Regions from separate parts of the Homo sapiens genome. Here region 2 is linked to region 1. Evidence: chromatin contacts called from ENCODE Hi-C data. All regions are on one chromosome and are shown on one strand. Each heading gives the region's core, a stretch centred on a gene start or an enhancer-like site at or near the end of the contact. The rest is flanking DNA. Distances are from core to core; before and after follow the strand shown. Region 1 overlaps ZBTB20 (zinc finger and BTB domain containing 20). Region 2 holds the start of ZBTB20-AS4 (ZBTB20 antisense RNA 4).

Region 1 (2,935 bases), core at 242-2,741:
AATACATAACAGTACATGGCCTTCAAATGTCATGCCTAGCCAATTAGCTAATCCTTTCCCAAAATAAACTTCACTGTAATATTTTTTTTTTCACTAGCATACATCCCCAGCTTAATTACTATTCTCTGGCATGTTATTTCAGTACATAAATTATCAATATGATTTTGTGTCAAAACCAACAATTTGACCAGGCATGTTGGCTCACACCTGCAATCCCAGCACTTTGGGAGGCTGAGGTAGGTGGATCACTTGAGTTTAGGAGTTTGAGACCAGCCTAGCCAACATGGTGAAACCTCGTCTCTTCTAAAAATACAAAATTAGCTGGGCATGGTGGCGCATGCCTATAATTCGAGCTACTCAGGAGGCTAAGGCAGGAGAATAATTTGAACCCTGGAGGCGGAGGTTGCAGTGAGCTGAGATCATGCCACTGCACTCCAGCCTAGGCAACAGAGTGAGACTCTGTCTCAAACAAACAAACAAACATCCCCCAACAATTTATGCAAACAACATCAGGGAAGCTAGGAAGCTCTATGAGCTATTCTCTGCCGTTCAGATATGTTCGATTGTCTTACTAGCTGAGCTTAACAGCCTTTTCTGTTTTTAAAGGACCACCATGCATGCCTCTAGTACAGCAATCTCTAACACTTAATCAACAGTTACGTCTACAGCAATACACAATAGCCAGGTCACTTTCACCCTGAGATTATACTAAAGGCTCACAATATGCTCAGAGTGTATGGAAAAGTGTCTCATTTCTTCTAAAGATCCTTAAATTCCTTGCTTTTATAGTATTATCCAACTGATTAATTAGTAGATTCATTTTTCAACTACTGTAGCCCCAAAGATACATATCGGCAGAGCCCTCCTGATTGTATTTTACCCTTGGCCTTTTCTCCTTTTAGTTTCCTCAGTTTGCACCTGTAATTTCACTTTTAGAACTTCTCTAGGCTCGGTGGCTAAACACCACACAGCACAGGCTTTATCTGATGTGCCGGCGCCTGGTGTGGTCTAAGACACACTGGTGTTTTGTTCTTGAAGTACAGGATTGATGTTCTGAAACCTAGGCTCTAACACAAAGGAGATCATTAGCTCATTTTAAGTGTCTCTTTTCTTCCCTCCCAGCCTCCTCCTACCCACCCCAATACTTCCTTAGTCCTAAGCACTGGCAGCAGATGGCAACCATATTCCAAAGCTGAGTATACATAAAATAGTGCCATGGAGAACAGAGTGGCTTCAAAGTTAGCCTTTCTATTCAAGTGGGATGGCGGGGACTTCTGGAGGAGTGAACTCATCTCTCATTCATTTAATCCTCTATTCATTCAGCCAGGAATTTGTTTTCCTACACATCCATCTACTGTCCAGCCAGTTGAGGGAGGGTGGGCATGAAGCATCTCTCTTGAGGGCCCTTCCAGCAGGAGGGCACTAAGATTTCTATGCCAAGCTCTTGTTTCCCTGGGCCAGCTCTGCCTGCTGCTGATCAAATCATGCCATTCCTGTAAGAGGAGCTTGGGAACACAGTGTGTAGGGGGTGGATTTCTCAAGAACTATCTCCTTGCTAGACTGACAGTCACATGCTGTATTCCCTAGACAAAGATTAGACCCAGGAAAAAGATGAAACAAGGAGGAGGATGTGGGGTTGCAGAAAACTGTGCAGGATGTTACAGTAACGGGAGGTGGGAGTGGGAAAACCTTTCCTTTTTGTTGTTTCAAGGTTTGCTAGAGCTTTTGCCTAATCATCTGTTTGAGCATCTTGAAAATAAGTATCTATTTCCATGGTATCTATCAAAAACAGGCACCAGATTATACTACAAAGTTGACCTGCCATATTGCTATTAGAATTAAAACATGTAGCAGCTTACATTCAAAAGAAAGCTTTTCTGTTTCCCCAGCATGAAAAGCAGAGGGTATTTGTGATACACTTTGTTTTGTAGGTCTGCTGAATGAAAAAAATAATCGGGTAAAAAATTAGTACCTATATTTTCACAAATGGGCATAATGCTTACAAATGCACTACATCATTATTTTAGCTTCATTCTCCCCACAACATTCATTTATTCATTCAACAAACATTTGCTGAGCACCTACTCCTAATTTGTGTAAGCACTTTGCTGGGTGCTAGGGATTCAGCAGTGGACAAGGTAAACAAGATTCCGCCCTCCTGAATTCTGTCACCTGGCCAAAATAAACATTTAACAAGTACGCTGCTAGAATTTTACTTGAGAAAAAGGAATAATTCATCTTACCTAGTATTTCTTCTGAATCTTTCTTAAACATATTTCTTGAAGGTCCAGACTCCTTTAACTAAGAAGTTCTATCTTAAATCTCTCTCTTTCCATTGTTATATTCATTCCTTTCTTGGTTACAATGTGGAGAGTTCAGATTGCAACTGCTATCATTTCTGGGGGGAATGGGGGTGGGACTGTAACCCTGAGAATCCTTGCTTTTCAAACTACACATATATTTTCTCTGTAAATATTGTACCATCTAATTTGCGTCTTTGGATTTTGTTGATTAGCCATCAACATGTGATTTAAGGAATACTGCATATGAGATGCAGAAATCATGACTCAGTAAGTTATTATTTTAAAGCTCTATTTTGGGATTTATACAGACTTGTGTACAGTCTAGTTTGGCTTTCAATCTAATCTGCAACTATTACTAGGAGGCTTTTAGATCAAGTTCCATACCCATGTGTCTCTGGAATTCTACAGTGAGAAGCAAAAGTGCTCAGGAGTTAAGAGAAGCAGACGTCCGAAATTATCTCCATGCATTACCAAAAACCGTGGGCACCACGGCACGGGGAAAACTTACCAGGTACAATGAGCCAGTGACTGTTACTGAATTTCTTAAGATTACACTTTTCCCAACTACTGCAGACTGCTTCAGAATAGAAGAAGGTAAGTAAGCAGGGTGATTACAAGCAATCCTCCTCGGA
Region 2 (2,935 bases), core at 130-2,629, 730 kb after region 1:
GTCCATTTCAAATGGCCCTTATTAAAATAATCCTTTCAATTTTGAAGAACACTATTCTGGGAAAACTCTTCAACAATGTCTGCTAGTTTGAAATGTAACTTTTCCCACTATAAAAAAGAAAAAAAGAAATAAAGGAAAAGAAAGCACCACAAAACTGAATTTGAAATAAAAATTATATTATTTATGCTCCCCAAAATGTTAAATGAATACTTACAGTTGTTGTGCAAGATGGCCTGATACACTTCATAGCTTCCACTTTGTAAAAAGATGGCCAGCCCCTCACTCCACCCTCCCCAAGCATAAATAAACAGTAACATACTAAAAGGAAACTGTCCTAGGATAAAAACTGCTTGTTAAGAAAGTTCGCATTCTTACTAACCAAAGTGATATTCCTATAAATGTAAAAGCCCATCTGCAAAATAAAAGTTAGAAAACAGAATACCTTATTTGTTTAAAAATACATCCCCCAGATGCAATGTTTCTATGTGTGTGATGACAAAAATAATTACTCCATTCTTACCCACCCTCAGCAACTACCCCTCACCTTATGTCCAATGGCATTAAATAAACATGCTGGCAAAAAGTATTCAACCTGCTTCAAGGATTTAAACTGTAAATATGGACTTTAAACTTCAACATAAAACAAAGAACAAGAGTCTCACTTTAGTAATACCCACACTGGCACTGCAGCTAAAACTCATTGGCAAATAACTAACAAAACCGAGTTAGCAATAAATAAGGACAACATGATATATAGACAGACAGATGGAATTGCATAAACAGACAAGAAAAGCAAAGAGACAAACATACGGAAGGGTCTGTTTTAAAAGAGTGAAAGATTCTGATTTATTTGGTACTTTAGTGAGAAAAATAGATTTGTTTGTAATTATTTTTAAAGTAACAAAACTGAATCACAAGGGCACACCCCTAAGTAAGTAGGAAGAAAATTAGTAAAGGGTAGGCCTCCTACAGATGTTCTAAATTTTAAGCTAGCACTAGCTCTGTCAAACTTAAATCTGGAAATTAAAATTCAAGCAGGAAAGAATAAAGGCATTGGGGGCTAAAGGAGATGACAGAGGGGGCATTGAGGAAGCAGGATTTTTTTTTTTTTAAGAAAGTTGTCTGCCCTACCTTCTTCCCCAGCGCTGAGTTTCTCTTCTTATAATCGGTGTCTCCCTGGAAGTACAGTGTGAGTGGTAATGACTGCCTGCCTCCCTAATGAGTCCATTTTCCTGCTCTTGATGTTGTGTATATACACACACTGCAACCTACCTTACAAACCACAGAGACGGGAAGAGAGAGAGAGAGCAAGAGAGAGGAGGGAGGGGGGAAGAGAGGGAGAGAGAGACAGAGACAGAGCAAGCGAGTAAGAGAGAGAGAAGAGGAGAGAGAGAGAGAGAGAAAGAAAAACAGAAAGAAACAGAGAGAAAGGCACAGACAAAGCCCTCCTACCAGACAGCAGACAGCTCTCCTTCCCCTATCCAGCAAAATGCAACTCGTCTAATGCAGCAACAGGTTCAGTATTGCCAGACTAACAGAGTGAAAAAGGTATATTCTCTATATCATTATTGCTTGCAAATAAACAGTTTAAGAGCAGCTGGCTCCACCTTCTTTATTTATGCTCCATTATGAGGAATGTATTGTTTCAGTTCTGGCAGTACATGTAATTATCATAAATACATTTTTTGCATATAAGCAGGAAATAGTGAAATGCATAGCTTATTTGTGCAATCTTTTAAATTTATTTTTAATGTGAGAAGAATGTGAACAAATCAGCTCTGACAAAAGCCTAGTAATGATTTTAAAGTCAGAGCAGTCTTAAAGGAGGCTCTGTAAGAAACAGACTCCATACAATAGGAAAACTGATCTCAGACAAAACTGATAACTGCAAAGAAGAAATCATTGCTCAGTTAATAAATCGAGACCATATACAAAATTGCAGACTTACAAAATTACAGACCAAAACAGAATTAAGCTTAATTAAGTAACTAATAGGCTAGGAACCTAGAAGAAGGGAGATTGGCTTCTCATTTAAAGCATCTAGCTGTACAAACATCACAATGCAATGTACTCTGTGTGAACAGGTGCAATGCGTATAGTACATAGTGGTACAACAACAGAAATAAATCCCATAAGAAGCTACCATCACAATCAGGATGATATTTCATAGAATATGGGACTGAAACTACAGCAGTTACCCTTAATCTTTTATTAGGAGGGAAAAATAAAAATAATCAATGCTTCTAAATAAACTTGCCTTAAAAGAGAAAAAAAACAGTTTTTCTTTGTCTGATACTTCTAACCAGATTTTTTCTATATTCTAGTTCCAAAATTATGATGTTATTATACTCCTCACCCCATCACATGCTTCCCACCCACTTTCCCCACTCCTAGGTGCCCTTTCTCCTGTAAGTGATATATTTGCAGCTATAGAATTACAAACATCAGAAAACAGAAATAGTTTTAAGCCACTCTCCTCGTCCCCGAATTTTTAAAAACTAGACTCTGCTTGACGAGTCATATCTCCTTCTAGCACTATTATCTATCTAGACACCCACCTTCCTTAATATATTTCTATACAGTTTGGCTATGTGTCATTTAGATGGGACTTAAGAACATTATAATAGAGGTAAAATTTTCTAAAAAATATTTACACACAAATAAAAAATATAAGTGCATTTGACTTATTCAAACCCTGCGTTTGGGCAACAATAATCCTAAGTATATGAATTGTAAAAATCATCCTTTTTATGTGGTTTTGTGTATTAACATGCTTCAAAAATTAGAATATGTCCCTCTGCATAAACAAAACTACCTTGAAACAACAGCTTCAATTCTTTTGTTTAAAAAAAATCAGTTTTCAATTAAAAATTAAATAACTTTCAATATATAACTTATAGATCAACCGATTCTTCACCTTATTCACAAAAATCTT

What was found. Hi-C counts contacts between places; a loop is a spot of excess contacts on that map. Pooled maps may share reads with other maps.
Region 2: a map of heart right ventricle shows a loop between it and region 1 (2.6-fold over the local background). The contact joins the promoter of ZBTB20-AS4 here to the enhancer-like site in region 1. A Hi-C loop is called at or near these places in 13 of 168 maps with a recorded cell type or tissue (A673, Calu3, HCT116 and 5 more) and 17 of 50 pooled maps.

The regions. Positions count from the first base shown.
Region 1 is chr3:114,363,985-114,366,919 of GRCh38, forward strand. The region is part of intron 10 of ZBTB20 (zinc finger and BTB domain containing 20); the gene reads right to left. It overlaps ZBTB20-AS1 (ZBTB20 antisense RNA 1), which reads left to right. Exons shown (of 9, transcript NR_038993.1): 5 at 2,712-2,897. Among named protein-coding and RNA genes, the nearest start is that of ZBTB20-AS1, 14 kb to the left of the region's middle. Within about 2 kb of position 1,492, at least 2 of the 41 ENCODE cell types and tissues checked have a DNase peak (open chromatin) inside an H3K27ac peak, as active enhancers do.
Region 2 is chr3:115,099,044-115,101,978 of GRCh38, forward strand. It overlaps ZBTB20-AS4 (ZBTB20 antisense RNA 4), which reads left to right and starts at 1,380. Exons shown (of 2, transcript NR_046877.1): 1 at 1,380-1,548. The region is part of intron 1 of ZBTB20 (zinc finger and BTB domain containing 20); the gene reads right to left. RefSeq lists an enhancer at 1,471-1,600.